2 separate regions of the Homo sapiens genome follow, and region 2 is linked to region 1. The links are chromatin loops, found by intact Hi-C in ENCODE. Cell type or tissue: Caco-2. All regions are shown on one strand. Each heading gives the region's core, and the rest is flanking DNA. Links, peaks and the distances in the headings are about the cores only.

The links. A loop is a pair of places that touch in the nucleus more often than their neighbours do. Peaks named below come from ENCODE experiments on the same cell type or tissue, not always from the same donor. Only the 100,000 strongest peaks of a DNase experiment are listed, where the experiment ranks them.
Region 2: it touches region 1 in a loop (4-fold over the local background); 4 of 110 quality-filtered maps call a loop at or near these places.

Annotation. Positions count from the first base shown.
Region 1 is chr1:109,187,580-109,198,580 of GRCh38, reverse strand. It overlaps ELAPOR1 (endosome-lysosome associated apoptosis and autophagy regulator 1), which reads right to left. Exons shown (of 22, transcript NM_020775.5): 9 at 10,227-10,404; 10 at 9,387-9,515; 11 at 8,899-8,989; 12 at 7,110-7,215; 13 at 6,718-6,855; 14 at 5,707-5,970; 15 at 3,987-4,160; 16 at 927-1,107; 17 at 506-602; 18 at 1-8. Among named protein-coding and RNA genes, the nearest start is that of SARS1, 21 kb to the left of the region's middle. RefSeq lists enhancers at 45-1,244, 4,457-4,666. In Caco-2, for the core only: a CTCF peak has its summit at 4,739 (motif pointing right); a DNase peak (open chromatin) is centred at 4,760.
Region 2 is chr1:109,127,689-109,138,689 of GRCh38, reverse strand. All of the region lies in intron 1 of ELAPOR1 (endosome-lysosome associated apoptosis and autophagy regulator 1), which reads right to left. Among named protein-coding and RNA genes, the nearest start is that of ELAPOR1, 19 kb to the right of the region's middle. In Caco-2, for the core only: no CTCF peak of the experiment used is centred there; a DNase peak (open chromatin) is centred at 4,099.

The DNA.
Region 1 (11,001 bases), core at 1,701-9,700:
CATTGGACCTGCAGAGAAAGCCAGCCCCCATGAGGGAATGAGTCACTCAGCTGTGTTATTGGACAGCCACCAAGAGAAATCCGCATGGAGCAATTCCCTTGCTGGGGAAGTCAGGACTTGGGCTTTAGCCTGGCACACAGGGAGTGCACAGGCCTTGGTTTATACGTGGAAAGGGTGGGGATCAACAATATGTAGTCAAGGGGGAAATGCCCTGGTTTAGGAAAGTCATGGCTAGCATACACTGGAGCCTGCTTAGGCTGGAAGGGAAGTCCACTGCAGATCATCCAATATTTCTCCTTGCCTCTAGGGCAGATCTGCTCCAGTAATATCCAGGAAGCTGGGATCAGGAACTCCCAGCCCTTAGCTATCATGACTGGGCAGATCTGCTAGACCTCAGACATGTTCTGGCTTGATAAGCAGTAGGTGGCTAGAGAGGGAGGGATGCAGCAGAAATTATGGAGGAGTCCTAGGTTTCACTTGCATTAGCCTAGCCTCTCATCTTCACCTATAAAAGAAGATCACGTCCGGTATTCCCAAGGACTCCAGGTGGAAAAGTTCAGCTGGGGAGGTGATTCCATCCAGAGTCATATCTGTTGTCACCCCTGCCAAATTAGAGCTCCTAATTAGTTCTCACTAGTAGCATTAGCTGGCAACCACTTCAATTCTTCCAATACCTGTCAACATCCAACCTCACTTCATCTCATCACATCCCTGAGTGGCTTATGAAAGGGTGAAACAAGGGTTTGTCAGAGTCCCTGGGAGCACTTTGCACACAGAGTGGAATAGAAAACACAGGTCAAGAGGTTGGGCCCCTCATGTGGGGCCTTTTACCTCCCAGACTGGTAACCTCACACTCTCTTACACATACACACACACACACACACACACACACTCTCAAACAAGGCTGAGGCAGCGGAGTTACTCACCAATAAGTCGATCAGCAAGGCTGACAGGCTGTGAGGAAACCCCGGCCTTGTAGCCTGTCACCTCTGGGGGGATGATGACTGCCTGGCAGACGTAGGCTGTGATAGATTTGGAGAACCCTGACTCACCCTCAGGAATCCGGAGGTCAGTGACATTGTCGGTGCACACAGACATTTTCCTACCCTGGTTGGGGAGTGGGGAGGAAGAAGTAGGAAGAAGTGAGTGGTCACAGAGGAATTCCCAGAAGGGAATAGGGAAGGCTTTTTTACATCTAAATTTTCAGCGTTTCAATGGTATGTTGTAGGGGAATGATTCATCCCAGGTCTAATGACGAGACAGATTTGATTTTTTTGTTTTGTTTTGTCTTTTTGAGACAGAGTCTTGATCTATTGCCCGGGCTGGAGTGCAATGGTGCAATCATAGCTCACTAAAGCCTTGAACTCCTGGGCTCAAGTGATCCTCCTGCCTCAGCCTCCTAAGTAGCTGGAACCGCAGGTTAATTTTTTTTTTTTTTTTTCGTAAAGATAGGGCCTCTCTGTGTTGTTCAGGCTGGTCTTGAACTCCTGGGCTCAAGCAATCTTCCTGCCTCAGTCTCCCAGAGTGTTGGGATTACAGGGGTGAGCCACTGTGCCCAGTCAACATTTTCAATGTTATAAATTTTATTATAAATGGTGCTGGCTGGGTGCAGTGACTCACACCTGTAATCCCAGCACTTCGGAAGGCCGAGGCAGGTGGATCATGAGGTCAAGAGATTGAGACCATCCTGGCCAACGTGGTGAAACCCCGTCTTTACTAAAAACACAAAAATTAGCTGGACGTGCTGGCGCATGCCTGTAGTCCCAGCTACTCGGGAGGCTGAGGCAGGAGAATCGCTTCAACCTGGGAGGCGGAGGTTGCAGTGAGCAGAGATCGTGCCACTGCACTCTAGCCTGGCAAAAGAGTGAGACTCCACCTCAAAAAAAAAAAAAGTGCTAAATCTGGTGTCTCAGCCTTTTTTTTTTTTTCTAGATTGTAGGAAGTAGATGAGCTTGAAAACTGAAGAAAACCTTTACATTACAATAAAATAGAGTTCTTTTGTCTTTGAACTAAGGATCTATCGTGTGGCAGTACATCATAAGCATTTCTAAACAGGAAAGGAGTAGATAAAAAAATACACCATTTCCCCAAATTCCCCACCTTCATTGCTCTCCATAATTCACTGAATGACACTTTTGCTACATGAAGCCTGCTTTAATCAGTCTTATTTCCTAAGTGATCATGACCTGTTACTTCTGAGGCTTCATTTTAACTTCTTCGAAGACTTCTGAAAACAAGATAGAGACACCTATCTCTAATCTTTCATAGATTAGTTTATTTCTTGACATGTTCTCTTTATAAACACCCATCGACTTCTTTGCATGCTGCAGAAGATGGGTCAGAGCTCTATGATGTAAAGGCCTTACCACCAACAGAGTCAAAGACTAGATGCTCAAGATGCTCTTTATATTGTCACTTTTTTTTTTAGATGGAGTCTTGCTGTGTTGTCCAGGCTGGAGTGCAGTGGCATGATCTTGGCTCACTGCAATCTCCGCCCCCTGGGTTCAAGTAATTCTCCTGCCTCAGCCTCCCGAGTAGCTGGGATTACAGATGTGTGCCACCATGCCGGGCTAATTTTTGTATTTTTAGTAGAAACAGGGTTTCACCATGTTGACCAGGCTGGTCTCGAACTCCAGACCTCAGGTGATCTGCCTGCCTTGGCCTCCAAATTGCTGGGATTACAGGCGTGAGCCACCATGCCCAGCCTCTTTTGTAACATTTGAAATGAACTTTCCAACTGCTAATTGTGGCTTGTTGCAATTTAATCAAGTGCAGTGGTGGGATTAACCTTTGCATTTCTGCCTTTGAATTTTGGATCTGAAATATTTGCAGCAGCATGAAATGGCTGATGGTGACAATCTTTCCTTATAAAGCATTTCATGTTACTTTCTTTCATACTGTCAGCAAAGAGACGTGTGGATGAACTAGAAACAGTTGATTTTATCCAGCCTCTAGAAAACAAGCGACAAATGCAGTGATTGCTGAAGACTGCTTTTTCAAGCAAGGGAAAAAAACCTTTCCTTCTGCATATTTCTGGGGTTTTTTTTGTTTGTTTTGTTTTTTGCTTTTTTGTTTTTTTTTTTTTTTGAGACGGAGTCTCACTCTGTCGCCCAGGCTGGAGTGTAGTGGCGTGATCTCCGCTCACTGCAAGCTCCGCCTGCCAGGTTTATGCCATTGTCCTGCCTCAGCCTCCTGAGTAGCTGGGACTACAGGTGCCCGCCACCACGCCCGGCTAATTTTTTTGTATTTTTAGTAGAGACAGGGTTTCACCGTGTTAGCCAGAATGGTCTCGATCTCCTGACCTCATGATCCACCCACCTAGGCCTCCCAAAGTGCTGGGTTTACAGGCGTGAGCCACCGCGCCTAGCCTTCCTCCTGCATATTTTTAAATAGACTCATTTTGAGGAAATAAAGGTCAGGTAAAAGAACACCTTATTTTATTTTATTTTATTGATTTTTTATTATTTTTCTGAGATGAAGTTTCACCTTTTTGCCCAGGCTGGAGTGCAATGGCGCAATCTCAGCTCACTGCAACCTCCACCTCTCAGGTTCAAGCGATTCTCCTGCCTCAGCCTCTCGAGTAGCTGGGATTACAGGCATGCACCACCACGCCCAGCTAATTTTTTTGTATTTTTAGTAGAGACGGGGTTTCTCCATATTGGTCAGGCTGGTCTCGAACTCCCCACCTCAGGTGATCCGCCCGTCTCGGCCTCCCAAAGTGCTGGGATTACAGGCGTGAGCCACCGCACCAGGCACCCGGCAAGAACACATTATTTTAAATATCTTTATTTTCTTAAGTGTTTATAATCCTGATTATTTAATTTTAGGGGAAAAAGTCCTCAGGGAGAATAATATGTAAAAACCTTTGAAGCTCCTCAACCCCCTGCTACCTGAAGGATTTCTGGTTTTCTCCTGTGTCTGTCTCTGGCTTCTGATCCATGGGCCTCCCCCATTCAATTTTCACCCTGTCAACTGGTATACCTTACCTGGTTTCCACAGAGACTGAGGGTAAAGTGATGGAAGTATTTCAGCCCTTTGGAAGTGAAGCTTGGCCCTCCAGCAAGAGTGACAGTGTTTGCCAAAGCGGAGAAGTTGTAGTTGAAAGTCCTGGTCGGAGTGTTGCGTGAGAAGGTGCAATCGTTGTAGCACAGAGAGTGGATCTGAGGGGGAGAGGGACGGGTCGGGCCAGCTGGTCAGGAAGGGCCTTGAGGGCCTGCAGCCAAGAGTAGCAGTTTTCTCCCCCGTCTGGTCCCGCCCAAATGGGGTCAAGAGGAGGAAGAAAGGATTAGGAGTGGCTAGTAAAAGAAGTGAAACAGGCACTAGTGGGATTTATGTACATTTGCCATTCAATTATTAGCACATATATGATGGACAAACCTAAATCTGTTATTGTTCAGAAGGGAGTTTGGACAAATTCTATAGCCTTATAACCCTGTGCCTAGATTATAGAAGCCTCTCAAGACACAAGAGGATCCTTTTTACTTTCCAGCAGAAGACAATGAGGCACTAACCAGAAAAGGGTATCTGAGATGGGAGAAGAGAAACTTTTCTTGCTCCCTCCTCACCCCCTCACAGTGCAAAACTCACTGAACTCTGCTTCCTGTTTCTCAGGTTCTCTGTAGGAAACTGAACTCCGAAAGGGGCTTTTCTTCCCATAAACCCATTCATTGCTCTGTTTTAGGGTCACCATTCAGCGGTAGCCGCACACAACTGTCATTCCCTCCCACAGCAGCAGAGGGAGCTCCAGGGAAGGAAGGTTGTGGCAAAAGTCCAGGGTACCCGAAAGAGGTTGCCAGGAGTCTGTAGAATCGCTGCACTTATTGCACAGATGAACTAGGCAACGTTTGCAGAGTACATATTGATAGTGCTTTACAGATGTATGTGCATGTAGTTGTGATCAGTAAAATGCAAATTCATTTAAAAGCATCGATTAATATCTAAAAGCTTTTAGTCATAAGTACTTCTCAGATGCAGAAAGTACATGGGGGCAACAACACTGCTTATCCACTTTATTTATTTATTAGTTTTTTAATGTGCCTTTATTTTTATTTATTTTTTTAATTAGAGACAGGGTCTTGCTCTGTCACCCAGGCTGGAGTGCAGTGGCACAATCACGGCTCATTACAACCTTGAACCCCGGGGCTCAAGTGATCTTCCCACCTCAGCCCCCTAAAGTGTTGGGATTACAGATGTGAGCCACTGCACCCAGCTTTTTTCCACTTAGGAAAGGAATCCTTATACTTGTAAAGCTGAGAAGCCACTGGGATAGAAGACAGCAATGCCAGTTATCATATGTCCCAGCAATGGTTGGGTTTCTATCTTTCCAAAGAAGGGGCAGATTTCCATAATAACAGGCTGGATTGAACATTTTTGAATATAAGCCACAGGCCTCACCCCACTGTTCCTTCCCTTTAGGTCTCTGCACAGATGCCAAATAACCCTCTGGACCAGACAGTCACCAACCTCTCTTACCTGCCAACTAAAGAGGAGACTTGTCAGTGACTGAGTCCTGGACCCTGGAAATTAAGCCCTGCTAACCCTCCACAGTCACAGCCTGGATGGGTGTCCTCCAGGACTCCAACCTAGGAGTATGCTAGGGGGAGCACTCGGGTATCAGCCTCTCAAGAACCCTACCCAGGACCCAGCATCTTCTGAGGTCATCCAAGCAGAGGGTCAGGTTTAGGATGCATGCCAGACTACAGGTACCTTGTTGTTCTTGGTCCCTGGACCACAGGGCACACAGGCCTGGACACCATAAGGCTGGTGGGCTTTCAGAATTGTGTTAGTGGGGCAGGAGTGGCAGGTTCCTGAATCTCGGTCAATATAGTAACCAGCAGGACAAGAGGTGCAGGAGGAGCCCACATCAGAGGCTTCTAGGGCACAGGGACGGCAGTAGGAGGCCACACCATTCATAACATTGGTGACATTGATGGAGTAGATCTTGGCAACGTCATTGGTGTACTTCCTGCTCTGGAGACAAGGAAACAAGAGGGGAGAGGGGAGAGGCCTGAGACAGCAGCAACAATTGAGGCCTCTAGAAAGAGCAAGGTACTTAATCTTCTATCCTGTGATACTTAAGAAGAATCTGAGAAGCATCTGACTCTTTTTACTCACTTACCAGTAGCTCTTCGTGTGCATTTGATGTCATTTTAAAATGAGACTGAACCATTTATAGGACATATAAAAATGTTAAGTACCATGGGGAAAATATAATATATACAGTTTTATGAAAAAAGCAAGTCTTTTCCTTATAAAAGAGAAAAAAATGTACTTGTGCAGAAACAAACAGTGTATAGGAGATTGTCCAGATGTTAACTGGTTTATCTCTGAGTAGTAGGATTATGGCTGATTTTATTTCTTATTTTTGTTTATTTTTATTTTCTGTGTCTTCTGCAATGAGCCTGTATTCCTTTGAGTTAAGAAACTAAAACCAGAGTTGTTATTATTAAAAACAACAACAAGTCTGGTAACACATGTATCAGGGCAGGGACTACAAGGAGGGCCAACTTATTTCTTATGGTGTCATCTTTCCAGGAAGTCAGCTGGACAAGACTAGGTGGTCCTCAGAGGGCTGGGTTAGGCAGTTTTCTGCTTGACCCCCTGAGATCCTTCTAACCCTCAGATTCTGAACTTCACACTCATACTTAAGCTAATGCTAGGAGTCCTCCTGGGTTCAGAGGGTCTCTCCTGGGGGTCTGAGGAAGGGGAGGAACTTACTGCCTCATGAAAAGTGGTCCTCTGGAAGGCCCAGGTGAAGCTCGTGGTAGTGTTCTCCTCAATGATGTAGGTATAGGACTGTTTGCCTTTGGAACCTTTCCACGTCTCCACAGGAGTGTTGGTCCTAGAATTCACACCCTGAACCCAGGACAGACAAGTGAAGCGGGTGCGATGGCCAGAGGGGAAGTGGGTGCCCATGTGGCTGCCATCCCAGGTGCCATCACGGTTGGTGAGACCCTTGTTAAACTGTGAAGTCCCTGCTGGTCAGTCTGGGCCTTTCCTCTGTGGAATCACTACAAGGGGGGGTGTCAGTCACGTGGACACACCAATGGGGCAGATGGGGCTAACCCTCCCCTGGAGGCCCTCTAGCGGGCAAAGAAAGGAAAACGTACCACCATGAAGTAGAGCTCACAGTTCACAGAACAGAGGGTCTCAAAGACAAATGTGATTCTGGCCACCTCTTTATTCTCTGTGTCTGCCATCACCGACTGCGGAGGTCTGTAGGGGCAGAAATTAAAAGTCAGTTCTAAAGGCCAGGCAGTGCTTATTGAAGAGCCCAGACAACAGCAGAGCGTCTGCTGGGGGACAGGGTTAAGTTCTGAGTATGATGGAAAGCGTGTGGACTAAATCCAATTCTGCCCTCCTAGCTATGTGACCTTGACCTAGCCAAACCACGGTTTCCTTATCTGTAAAATGGAGGTGATGAAATCTCTTTCTTACCTACCCCCCATCATCGCGGGGAGACCTGAAGGCATGACAGATGTGGCGGTCCTTTATAAAATGCTGTATCACCTCACTAGCAGAATATGGTCCACAGACCAGCAACATGGCCATCTCCCAGAGTTTATTAGAACTGCAGAACCTCAGGCTCCTCCCAGGCCCAGTGAATCAGAATCTGCATGTTAATACGATTCCCAGGCGATTCGTGTGCACATTTATGTTTGAGAAGCACGTCTATCATAAGACTGTAAATTGTTGACATTTACTCAGCAGCTGTCTCTCCAGCACTGGGGAGCTTTGCCGGGGTTAAAGGAGCAGAATTTGTGATCCAGCAAAGTCCTCCGTTTGGTCCTACTTTTGGGAAAGAGAGAGCCATGCCCAAGCGGGCTGGGGTAGTAGTGGGGATGGGGGATGAGGCAACACTTTACTATGACGATCAGATTTGCAAATTGGAAAGTACTTTTTGAATGTTATTCCAAAAAAAGCCTAAAAAGTTTGCTCACCTTGCAAACACAGGCTTCATTCATCTGGCTAGCTCTGAGTAATGTGTGTTAAGGGAAGGCAAACTGAGCAACATCCCAGGGATGGGAAGCAGGGACCTCGAAGAAGGAAATGAAGGTGTCAGACTGGCACTAGGGAAGCATATTCAGTGCCTGCTTCTTATCTTTAGAGCACATATGGGCAGAAGAGTTCACTTTGGCCTTGGAAATTCATTCACGGCTTTCCTTTTGGCTTTAGCCATTTGCCTGAATTCTGAGGACCTCCAGTTCTCAGCTTATCTCTATGCAGCTGTGTTAACCAGCGGGCTGGAAAAGCCATCTGAACCTCAGTTAGTCTTAAATCACACACTGTTTTTATGGATGAGGGGCCCGAAGCCTGAACAGGTGAAGTGACTTTTCCTAAGGTCGCACGGCCAGTAAGCGGCAAAGCACAAGTGCCCTGTCTTCCAGTCTGGTGTTCCTTCCACCACACCACACTGCCAGGAGGTGTGTGTGTGTGTGTGCGTGTTTGTTTGTTTGTTTAGTGGGAAACAAATTTCGTGTTGCCCTAGGTCTTCCTGGGATATGGGGACAAATACAGTAAGAATAATCCTTCCCAATCTTCTTGCCCCAAATAAAGATGAACTGTCTATGGGCATTTCTGACCCCATTATTTTTTATTTTTATTTTTTTTCTAATCTTAAGTGATGCTGTGAGGAGGAAGAATTTGAATAGCACGTGACTAATGGCTGGGAGAAGCTATACGGGAGAGAGAGCAGTCGGTAAATCAACATGGGCAGCAACTTGAAAAACGTGATAGCATTGGGTTACCTCGGTCAAACTGTACCCTCTGTTCTCAACTGACATTTGAAATGAAATGAAACACAACCCCGGAAGCCCTCTCCTCTACAATATTCCAAAATACGTGGGATTCGGATATGGCCAAGCTGGCCTGGACTCCCCTGGGCTTTGGATTCCTCACCTAAATCCTGGCACAACCAGAGTGAGAATCATGAAGTCATTGTCTGAGGCTCCAGCAGCTGTGTAAATGTGATCACCAGCCACCTCCCAGCCTGAAAAGGAAAGAGGAGAGTTAATGCCTTGTGCTCTTGGGTGCAAGGCAAATGTGCACCCAGATGACACTCTGGAAGGGAGGTTTGACACCATCTTTTGAGGCGCCCAGAACCACCACTGAACATGAACCGTGTTACTTATCCTGCCACTTTGGTCAAAAACCCTGAAGCTCTCAGAGCAAGACCTTTGAAGTGCACGCTCATGTTTCTAGCTCTGTTCCTTCCTCTAAAGCTGTCTTGGCAGAACATATGTCCATGAGGAGTGGAACTTTCAAGGGAATGCATGACATGGTTAGCTTATTTTTCTCAGACATCACTATTATGAAGAAATGTGAAGTTGGAAGAACTGAGGGTGTGCAGGGAGCTGACAGCTCATGGCACAGGGAGAGGCAATTACCTGTCATGCCCTTGTACTCGAAGTTGATCCCACTGAGAACGGTCGTTTCCATGTTTGTGGGCAGCGTGTTCCACCATTTGTATTCAAATCCCACAGCAGGTTCAGTCCCTGCAGGGCAGCGGGTACAGTCTGGGGAACCACAAACAAGATCCATGCATTCAGTGGGAAGGCTGCAGTCACTCTGACTGGAGCTGCTGCCACACAGACAAGTTGCAACAGTAGCGGGCAGCCCAGAAGCCTGGCTGCTGAGTACTGCTGCAGGAAGTTGTATCAAGTTGACTCAAAAACATTCTGACAATGTATTTAACTCAAGATGTAAACACTGAGCCTTCATTCCAATATGCCAACCATCCTATTTGCCCACCCCAATTTCCATTTCAAAACTTAAATGTACCTTCTAGTCTGATACATATAGTTCATATTATTGTCATATTATCATTAAATGCTTTCATTTTAACAGGTACTCAAATCCCCCCAAGGCAGCATGGCTTATAGGTTTTGGTTGTGTGGGGTTGGTCATCCCAGCCCTGTAAGCCTAGTCAGCATCTCTGCCATATGCTGGAAGCCCTGCTTTGAGGATTGGGCACCTTCAGTCCTGAGTCACATTTGCAGTTGGAGCAAGGAGGAAGGAAGGCAGCCTCAAGTATGACTCTGACCTGCAGACGAGGCCAGCCCTGACCTCTCTTCTCCTGAATTTAGTCCTCAAAGGTGGCCTGGTCCTTATTCCTTACTGCCTCCCTTGGAAGGGCAGAGTCTGCATTCAGCTGGCCACTGTTAGTGCCCACACAGCCCACCCACACAGTCGATGTGCTGCAGAGAGTGGGGTGGTGAGGAGGTTACCTGAGCCATTGGAGTAGGAACCATATGGGCAGGGCTGGCAGGTGCTGTTGTTGGTTTTGAAGAAGCCTGGGTTGCAGGGTGGGCAGTGGGTCTTCACACCAGAGGCAGGCAGCTTCACTGCCCCCTCAAGGTCCTCGCTACAGATTTTCGGCTTGGCCCATTTGTACATGAGTTGTGTCTGCAGAAATGGATTAAGCACAACTCAGCCTGTGTGAGATTTAGGACATCTTTGGGACTCTACCTTGAGGATAGGGGCTGGGGGCAGAGATCCAGATTCTGGGCCAGGTAAGAGCTCCTCTGGGGTGGGGAACTTTGTGTGGCTCACGGATGTATCCCAAGCACCTAGCCCAGTGCCTGAGTCATGGTTGTGTTCAATCACTATCTGCCAAATGAATGTTGCCTGGGTGACAAGGAATAGCTCTAATGAAGACTTTATGACAGAGAATGTGGGACCAGTTGTCTTAGAGAAAGCTCCGATTCCACTGTAGAATCTTATTGCTACCAAGGTCACAGGAAAAGCAGCTGGTGAAAATCCCAGAACACAGAAAGGCACAAGGGTGGAGGTGGCTCAGATGTCCCCCGGGGACTGAGGGGGTGGCTGAGATGTCCCCACTTATTTTTTGAGTGGTACATTCTTTGCTCTTTTATTTATTGGGTAAATCCTAATGCATCTATGTGCCAGACCTGGTGTCTCAGAGATGAATGAAACATGGCCCCTGCATTGGGTACAGAAGTGGAGATGACCCGCAGGAGACCCCGGCTGAGTCAGGGGTGA
Region 2 (11,001 bases), core at 1,014-9,013, 59 kb after region 1:
AGGACCTGACACCGTCATTGGGTTTCTCATTTGACTCTGACCCAGGGGAGAAAGTGTTCCTTCATGAGAACATTAGGAAATCAGGAAGTTTTAGCCTGCTGCTGCTGCTGCTGCTGCTGGTGGGGAGGGAGGAGGTGATAGAAACAGTTTTTCATACTGTGTTTGACATTTTATCTAGGCCTCACAAAGGGATCTTATCAGCTGTGGACACACCTGTGATATATGAGCGCTCCGAGCCATAGAGGCCAAATAGACACCTGGGCAGGTGCCTCTGTGTCCTGTAAAATGAAAACTGTGCCAGTGACTGGTGTGGCTATGGTTATCTGTATCACGTTTGTGAAGGAAACACCGAATAAAAACACAGGCCATTCTCTGGGACAAAAACGCACCCTCAGCCATCACCAAGTGTCACCAATTGAGATTCTCACCCAGCCTCTGCCATCACCAGGTGAACTGGAGATGTGTGAGTGGAGAATCATCTCTAAAATGTCAGGCTTCCTCTGGTCAACCTGATCTTAAGGGCAAACAGAAGCCAGGCTCTTGCTTAAGCAGGTTCAGCTGTAACCTGGGGCCACGCTCTGGGGGCAGGGTTGGGTGGAGGTGTACCTGAGTAGGTGCTTTCAGAAGAGATTCCCACTAGTTGATAAAGTTTCTGCACCAGCAAAGTCCTTTCACTGTCCCATACAGCTGGAATGTAGTCTTTCTAGGCCTCAGCTAACTTGACCTTCATTCTAGAAACAGCTAAGGAATTAGAAAAGTTTGTATACTTTGTGAAGAAAAGAATGAAGATCTTTCTTGTGTCCCTTTATACTTTTTGGATTGATTACTATGTGGGTTACTTGTTAAAAAATAAATAAATTTAGGCCGGGCGCGGTGGCTCACGCCTGTAATCCCAGCACTTTGGGGGGCCGAGGCGGGCAGATCACCTGAGGTCGGGAGTTTGAGATCAGCATGACCAACATGGAGAAACCCCGTCTCTACTAAAAATACAAAATTAGCCGGGGGTGGTGGCGCATGCCTGTAATCCCAGCTACTTAGGAAGGCTGAGGCAGGAGAATCGCTTGAACCCAGGAGGCAGAGGTTGCAGTGAGCCGAGATTGCACCATTGCACTCCAGCCTGGGCAACAAGAGCGAAACTCCGCCTCAAAAAATAAAATAAAATAAAATAAATAAATAAATAAATTTAGGTCGGGTGTGGTGGCTTACATTTGTAATCCCAGCACTTTGGGCGGCCGAGGCGGGCAGATCACTTGAGGTCAGGAGTTCGAGACCAGTCTAGCCAACATAGAGAAACCCCATTTCTACTAAAAATACAAAAATTAGCTGGGCGTCATGGTGCATGCCTGTAGTCCCAGCTACTTGGGAGGCTGAGGCAGGAAAATCCCTTGAGCCCAGGAGGCGGAGGTTGCAGTGAGCCGAGATCACACCACTACACTCCAGCCTGGGCAACAGAGTGAGACACCATCTCAAAATAAATAAATAAATAATCAAATATTTTAAAAAATTATCACCTTGCCTTTATCACTTACCCCTCCAGAGTGACATGGGTTTGCAACTGAAACTCTAAGTAAAAGCATCAGAAGAGGGCATTATACCTGCTCCCTTACCCCACAGAATGCCCTGCCTGGTCCCCTTCACCCCTCAAACTCACCAGTCCTGGCTGAAGTGCCCTTTTCCCCGTCCTTTGTGATATGGCCCCTAATCCTTCTGGCCGGTGGGAGCTCCCCTCCTCCACAACGGATATGGGGCAAAGATCACAAACTGCCTTGCTATGTTGTTACTGTTCAGTTCTCCTGGTCCCAGTTAGATGGTAAATTATTTGACTCACGTGTGTCTGTGACTTAAACGTCTAAATGTGCTTTGCCTGCAAACAGACACTCCATGACTATTTTGAAGAATTCCCTGATAGATGGACACACGGTCAGAGGCTGTTGCTAACTGAGAGGTTTAAATATCTAGAGACACAGGAGTTCGTTATTTTCAGGGTATTTAGCAGTAATTATACCTACAATTAATTTTTTTAAATCACAAGCACAATAAAGAGATGTGTGGGATTAAAAACTGGAAGTCCTCCTTCACCTCTCCTCAATGTGCCCTGTTCGCGAGGGATGTTCTACCTCACGGTGCCTGCATTCGTCTTTCAGGGCTGCTGTAACAAAGTGCCACAGACTGGGTGGCTTTGAACAATAGAAATTTGTTGTCGCACAGTTCTGGATGCCAGAAGCCCAAAATCAAGGTGTTGGCAGGGCTGGTTCCTTCGGAAGCCACAAGGGAGAATCTGGCCCCTGCTTCTGCCCTGGCTTCGGGGGACAGCCAGCCATCCTTGATTTCCTTGGCTTGTGGCAGCATAACTCCAACTCTCACACAGCATTTTCCCTGTGCATTCGTCTCTGTCCAAACTTCCCCCTTTTTATAAGGACCCTGGTCATACTGGATGAGGGCCTAACCTAATGATCTCATTGTAACTTGACTACATCCGCAAAGACCCCATTTCCAAATAAGGTCTCATTCTGAGGTGCTGGGGCACACAGCGGGTACTCTAAGGTACATATGAACTTTTGAAGGACACAATTGAACTCAAAACAGTACCTGTACCTCAAATTTTCCATCTAGATAAGGGGAGAAGCATAGCTCTTTGTTCCATGCTGTGAAATTTGAGAATTACTTCTTAGACCAAAAAAAAGAAAAAAAGAAAAGAAAAGCAGAATCATGTTACCTCCTTGAAGGAAATAAAATTAATGTTTATTGGGCATCCCTCATGGTCCTTGGACTTTGAACATTTTATCTCTTTAATTTTCATATCCACCCAGAGATCCTTGACATCAAAGACTGTCTCGTCCCACCACCCAGCTCAGGGCCTGGCACTGCAGGATTTGTAGAATCAATGAACTCTATGGAGTAGATATGATTTCCCCCATTTTAAAAGTGAAGAAACCAGTTAAGAGATATTCAGTCATATGCCCCCAGTCACACAGCTGGTATATAAGCTACGGATTTAGGATTGAAACCCAAGCCTGCCTTTCTTCAAAGCTCTTGTACTTTCCATAAAGCTTAAACCAATGGTTCCCAAAGTGTGGTTTCAGGACCTGTGGGGGCAGCAGCAGCAGCAGTAGCCCCTGGAGACTTGTTAGAAATTTGAATTCTTGGAGCTGGGCACGGTGGCTCACACCTGTAATCCCAGCACTTTGGGAGGCCAGGGTGGGCGGATCGCAAGGCCAGGAGTTGGAGACCAGCCAGCCTGGTCATGTGGTGAAACCGTTTCTACTAAAAATACAAAAATTAGCCAGGTGTGGTGGCACGTGCCTGTAATCCTAGCTACTGGGGAGGCTGAGGCAGGAGAATCGCTTGAACCCAGGAGGTGGAAGTTGCAGTGAGCCGAGATCCCGCAACTTCACTCTAGCCTCGGGGACAGAGCGAGACTCCATCTCAAAAGAAAAAAAAAAGAAATTTGAATTCTTAGGCCTCTCTCACTGACCCATTGAATCAGAATCTCTGGAGTAGGCCTACCAATCTGGGTTTTAGAAAGCCCTCCAGGGGATGCTGATACCTACTGCAGTTTGGGAACCCTGCTCTAAACCAGGAAGCTGCCTGGGAAAAGGCAAGAGTAGGTGTGGAGTTAAAGATTAGCTTGGTCATTATTTTTTCTTTTGAGTCACCTGCGTAGTTGCCAGATTTCCAGAAATCTTACCTTGTCCTCCAACCATTATTGCCATTATTTATGCTGAAAAATTACATGATCCCATGATTTTTTTTAAAGAGAGGGAGGAGAGAGAGAAGACTGCCTGGAGGCAATTACTTAAATCCATTCTTTCTTCAAGTTTCTTTCCTCTGCTGGAAATGATGAGACCTCCTATGGGCAGCCCTGATGAGAATTCCCAAGTTCAGCTTCAGCCTTCCCACCTAGCAAGGAGAACTAGCTGTCCTCTCTAGGATAAGACTGGCAAGATGTTGTTAAAGCCTCCAGAGGGCTTCAAAGTTGTAATGACGAAGGTGAAACCAGCTCAGCTCCGCAGGGCTTTATCTACACAAGCAGGAAAGAAACGGCAAAAGCAGCAGGTGCAGCAGCCGCCTGAGCAGCCACGGTTTCTTATCAGTAGGCCAACGGGGCACTGCCATAAAAGCTGGCTGTTCACTGGACAGATGTTCTTTTTTATGTTACACAGAGGGCCAGGACTAAGCTTTGCAGGAATAACCTGGTTTTAGAGGAAGCTACTTTTCTTCTTGGGGGTCTTGGTGGCGGAAGAGAGCAGCCAGATGCCAGCCAGAGGGGAGAGGCCCACAGCCCTGTGAGGTCAAGAAGCCCACACCAGGGCTTCACCATTGGGCTCCACCTGGAGAACCTATGAGGCTTTGCAGAGTAAAATCTGAAAACACCCAAAGCTATGGCAATAGGAGGAAGCAGTGCCATTGAGTCGCCTTCAATGTTTCCTCCGGGAAACTGTGATATTGACCACTGTGAAAAGGAGAGGTGAGGCTGGCAGGAGTGGATTTGGAGAAAAGAACAGAATCTAAAGGAGAACACTCAAGCACAAGCCATTTGCCTAAGTTCACTTTCTCAGGTGGCTTCTGCTACAAGGAATAAAAGGAAGTGCTCCTTTATACAGTACTGAAAGTGTTAACAGCACTCCTCTGCCCCCTCCCACTTCCGCCCACCCATGACCAGGCACTGACAGTTCCCCTGGGCCAGGCTGGCGCAACATCACTGGGAACAGGAGTCCACATTAGCACCTCACACTTTGCCAAAGTAGAAATGGCCTGGATCCAAAAGTGAAATTTGGTGGAAGAAATTAAGACAGGATGCCATTCTCCCTAATTTTCAGGAAGGCCTCAGATGATCCTTCTGCTTTTTAGCAGGCACAGGAGGAAACAGGACAAATCTTGCCATTTCTTTATTTTTATGCCCACTGATAAACAAGCTATCTATTTCCTCCCACTCTAAGTAGTGCCAACTTCTATAATGGTTCATAGACAGTAATTAAACATATCCCCTGCTATTCCAATTTGAGACAAAAGAAAATTACCCTGGCCTAAAAAATAAGATAGATTCCACTTCTACTTCACACATATATGATGGAGAAATAATAATCATTGATCCCATAATAATCTCGGTAGATACTGGGAGATAATATCCGGAGATACTACAGTCTCAGTAACCATAGTAACTAATTGGTGAATCTCTCTGCAATGTCTTCCTCTAATGTTGCTTGTCTTTTCCATTCTCATGCCACAGACAGACCATCAGTACATCTTTCTGTTGCACCTGCCTGCTAAATGATTTTCCCATGTTTTTTTTCATGGGCTGTGAGCACTACATATTCTAATTTTTTTTTTTTTGGCTTCTACTTTGGCCACTAGAAAGCTCAGGGTCAAGTTTCCAGTCCATTTGCTTATATAGCATTCATATATTCATGTAATGATTCTTTCTGCATTTGTCATTCTAAGTTGTACTTTTTTTTCTTTGAGACAAGGTCTTGCTCTGTCACTCAGGCTGGAGTGCAGTGGTGCAATCAGAGCTCACCGCACCCTCAACCTCCCAGGCTCAAGGGAGCCTCCCACCTCAGCCTCCCAAGTTACTGGGACCACAGACATAAGCCACCATGCCTGGTTAATTTTTATATTTTTTGTAGAGACAGGGTTTTGCCATGTTGCCCGGGCTGGTCTTCAGCTCCTGGACTCAAGTGGTCCTCCTGCCTCGGCCTCACAAAATGCTGGGATTACAGGCATGAACCACCATACCTGATCCTAAGTTGTATTTTTTTCTGCCATAATTTTTATTTTATATTTAGATTTTACTATTTTGACGGAGGTATTTCCTAAAAACCGAAGTCCTTGTAGATAGGGGCACAATTAATTCATTAGTTAATTAAGACCATTCATGGTTTGATCCTTGCCTTCCTCTCCCACCTTATTTCTAACTGTGGTCTCCTTCCTTCTGTCTCTGCTCCTCCCATTACACTGGCCTTCCTTGGGTCCTTTGTACTCATCTCAGGGCCTTTGCCTGTGCTGATCCCTACCCTTGCATGGCTTATTACTTCTGGACATTCTTCAGGCCTCGCTCAGTTATCATTGTCTCAGAAGAGTTCCCTGAACTTTTGGCTTAAGTCAAATCCCCTAATATGTGCTCTCATTGCACCATGTACCTTTCTTTGTAGCACTGTCAAAGTTGTCATTTTATCCTTATATGATTTGATTAATATGTACCTCTCCCATTAGACTACAAGCTCTCTATAAATAATGCCTGGCAGGCTGGGTGCGGTAGCCCACAGCTGTAGTCCCAGCACTTTGGGAGGCCGAGGTGGGCAGATCATGAGGTCAGGATTTCGAGACCAGCCTGGCCAACATGGTGAAACCCCATCTCTGCTAAAAATACAAAAATTAGCGGGATGTGGTGGCGGATGCCTGTAATCCAAGCTGTTCAAGAAGATGAGGCAGGAGAATTGCTTGAGCCCAGGAGGCGGAGGTTGCAGTGAGCTGAGATCATGCCATTGCACTCTAGCCTGGGTGACAGAGCAAGATTCAGTCTCAAAAAAAAAAGCCTGGTTGGTCTGCAATAAATTTTGAATAAATGAATAAGTTCATATACACAAAGATATTAGTTCCTCTGGCTCCATTTTTTTCTGTTGTCCAAAACAAGTATCTAAGCATATCACTCCCCTGCTCAAAAAACACAAGTCATTCTCCAGTGTGTTCATAATCAAGTCTAATCTTTCTCCTTACCACATTCTCCAAGGGCCTCCAAGTCTGGCCTCAAACTCTTCCTTTTCTCCCCCTTCCATTAAAGTGACCCTGGACAACCTGACATTCCCACCTACAAGTCCTACACATTCCCATCTCCAGGCACAAATGTCCCTCTTCAATGACCTGCCCAGGAACTACTCTATACCAGGGGTTGGGCTAAGATTTGGGTACTGCCCTAGGCCCTCAGATGCCTCCGGCCCCTGAAGCTTTCTCTGATTTCTTCAGTTTCCCTCTTAGAGTTGCAAACGCAAAGCCCTCTGTTTATATTCACTTTTATCTCTTATATACGTGCATTATATTTACAGACTATTCCCTTTCCCTCACTAACCTGTAAACCCCTCGAGGGCAAGCACTGGACCAATTCATTCCAAATTCCCAGCTTCAAGTACAGCACCTGGCACACTGCGAGTGCTCAAAATGATTATTTTATTAACAAATAATAATAATAACATGGAGATTTAAGAACGTCCACTGCCGGAAACTAGACCAACAGCTAAAGGAATGGATGCTTTCATTATACGCCATGGTGTGGTTCTCCTTTCAACAGGAATTAGAGCTTCATCCTCCTCCCCTGGAAGGTGCACTGAATTTCGTGACTTGCTTTTGATGAACAGAATGTGGTAAAAGTGACAGTGTGTGACCTCTGAGATTGAGTCATAAAAGGCATGGTGGCATCTTCCTTGCTCTCTCTCTGATTACCTGCTCTGGAGGAAGCTGGCTGCTATGTCATAAAAACACTTAAGCAGCCCAATGGAGGAGGCCATGCTTGAGGAACCAAGGCCCCTGCCATAGCTGTGTGAGTGAACCATCTTGGAACTGGATCTTCAAGTTCCAAACAAGCTTTTGGATGACTGCAGCCCTGGAGGACATCTTGACTGTAACCTCCTAAGAGACTCTGAGCCAGAATCACCCAGCTAAACTGCTCCTGAATTCCTGTCCACAGAAATTGTGAGATAGTAAGTATTTGGTATTTATTTTTAGAGAGAGAGTCTTGCTATGCGGCCCAGGTTGGTCTCAAACTCCTGGGCACAAGTGATCCTCCTGCCTCAGCCTCCCGAGTAGCTGAGACTACAGATTTACGTCACCATGTCCAGCTAATATTAATAAATGTTTGTTATTTTAAGCTGCTAAGTTTTAGGGTAATTTGTTAGGAAGCAATAGGTAACTAAAATATGCATTAATAGTTAAACCATTTTGAAAAAGATTATAGTTTTTAATTCCCATTATTGGGCCAAAGGAGATTTCTGTCTCATGAGTAGCTGATTTTACAAGGTTAATAACTCTATTTTTAAAATATTGATATGCTGGCCGGGTGCAGTGCTTGCACTTGTAATCCTAGCACTTTGGGAGGCCGAGGTGCCAGGATCACTTGAGCTCAAGAGTTGGAGACCAGCCTGGGCAACAGAGTGAGCCCTTGTCTCTATTTTCAATAAAAATAAATATATATATAATTTTAAAAATAAAATAAAATATTGATATGCTATTCTTTCCACCTGAGAGACTCTATATATTTTTAGTTCTTATCTAAATTTTAGTACTTCTTTGAAGCCCTCCGTGACTCTTACTCCTTCTGTGAAGCTCTCCTTAACCACTCCAACCCATACAAATAATTTTTCTCTGCTCATTGGCACTTTGGCACTTGATAACCATAACAGCTTCTACTTATTGAGTCTATACTACGTGCCGGTGCACTGGGTTGTATAGTGTCCCTCCAAAATTCCTGCCCACCCTGGAGCTCAGAATGTAATCTTCTTTGGAACAGTGTCTTTGCAGATATAGTTAGTCAAGATGAAGTCCTAATGGATTAGGATGGGCCCAAATTTCAAGGCCTTATGCCATGAGAAGACCCAGAGACACACACAAGAGGAAGGCCATGTAACAGTGAAGTCAGAGGTTGGAGTGATGGAGCTGTAAGCCAAGAAAGGCCAAGGATTGCTGGCAACCACCAGAGGCTGGAAGAGGCAAGGAAGGTTCTTCCCTAGAACCTTCAGAGGGTGCATGGCCCTGCTGGCACTTTGGTTTTAGACTCCTGGCTTGCAGAACACAAGGAAATAAATTTCTGTTGCTTTAAACCACCCAGTTTGTGATACTTTGTTGAGGCAGCCCAAGGTAACTAATATAACTAGTGCACGTCTTATTTCTCCTTTCTAATTTTCACAGTGGTCCTTCAAATTAAATAGGATTAGCTCCTTTGGTAAGTGAGATGCTGAGATTCAGCAGTTTGCCTGAGTCTTACAGTGAGGGAAGCTCCAACTGGGGTATGAAGCCCGTCTCCAGAGGCTGCGCTCTGTCCACTGCTCCTTCCCAACTGGCCTCATTCTATCATGCACTTGATCTCTGTAACTGCTGGCAACCACTTGTTCCCTTAAAGGCTGTGTGTTCCATCAAAGTTGGGTTTTTTGCGTGTGTTTTTGTTTTGTTTTGTTTCGTTGGTTTTTTTGAGACGGAGTCTCACTCTGTCGCCCAGGCTGGAGGGCAATGGCACCATCTCGGCTCACTGCAACCTCCACTTCCTGGATTCAAGCTAGTGAATCCTGCCTCAGCCTCCCGGGTAGCTAGGATTACAGGCGTGTGCCACCACGCCCAGCTAATTTTTGTATTTTTAGTAGAGACGGGGTTTCACCATGTTGGCCAGGCTGGTCTCGAACTCCTGACCTCAGGTTATCCACCCGCCTAGGCCTCCCAAAGTGCTGGGATTACAGGTGTGAGCCACCGCTCCCAGGCCAAAGTTGGTTTTATATCATATAATTCTTCTATGTCTCTTTCAGTCCATTATGTTTAATAAATACTTAATGAGGGGTTTATTTTAAATTTCAGAGGATTAAAAATTAAAACTATAAGAGGAAAAATAACTATTTGGTAAAAACATGACAAATGACCCATGAGCCCCAGAGGCAATCTGTCACTGACATCTTCAAACTGTAAAATACTCTGATGATTACTTTCTTAAATGTATCCCAGAATGAGCTACAGGTAGATGTTAAATGTTCAGGGCTCAGGTTCTCAGTCTAACCTTTAAGAAACTGATGATTTCTCTTATTTAATAAGCTGGGAAATGGCACTCTATGGAGATAATATCCTTGGTCTTGGGCAACAGAAAATGAGAGAATTTGCAGAGTGGTACAAAGAGCCTGTTTAGATCCACTTGGGCTCTGGTCTCAAACCTAAAGGAGAAAATTCTGAAGCATGTAAAATCTAGAAAGGGAGGTAACAAATTTTGGCTCAAAATATTCAACAACTGCTTAACAACTACCAATGTTTAAAAATTAATACTTTTTTAACCCAATGGCACAGGTTTCCTTTAGAAATAGTGAGCTCCTCTTTACCAGAAAGGCTCAGGCCTACCTGAAGATAAGCGCCCATCCAGGTATTGTAGGGGGCTGGCAAGGATGCCTTGGGACTGGATGACCACTAAGATTCACCTCAACACCAGCAATGTTATGAAGTTACAGTTTTATATCTAGGTGACACTCCCCAGAGTGGGTTACTAGCCACTCTATTTTCATGTGATTGGGATGGGAGGTCAAAGTAATTGATTTCAAGCACAAAATTAGCCAATTTCAGTTTTCCTTTATTGTTTTGCATCAGGTCAGGAAAAGGATGCCCCAATTAGCATGCAGGTTTATTACAATTAGAGTCCAATTTTTCTGTTTGCTTTTCATTTTGTATTAGCAGTAAGGTTCATACTTAGAAAACCACATTCTAGGCCTATGAAACTCAATTTATTTTATTTTTCATGCTGCATAGTTTTGTGGATCTTTTAAAAGTGCCTTTAATAAGGCCAGGTGCAGTGGCTGATGCGTGGAATCCCAGCACTTTGGGAAGCCAAGGCAGGTGGATAACTTAAGGTCAGGAGTTGAAGACCAGCCTGGCCAACATGGTGAAACTCTGTCTCTATAAAAATATAAAACTTAGCTGGGTGTGGTGGCATGTGCCTGTAATCCCAGCTGCACAGGAGGCTAAGGCTGGAGGATCTCTTGAACCCAGGAGGTGGAGGTTGCAGTGAGCTGAGATCAAGCTACTGCACGTTAGCCTGGTGACAGAGCGAGACTCTGTCTCAAAGAAAAGACTTAAAAAAAAAAAAAGCAGGCCGGGTGCAGTGGCTCATGTCTGCAATCCCACCACTTTGGAAGGCCAAGGTGGGAGGATGACCTGAGCCCAGGAGTTCGAGACCAGCCTGGACAACATGGTGAGACCTAGTCTCTGAAAAAATTTAAAAATTAGCCAAGTGTGGTGACATGTGCCTGTAATTCCAGCTACTCA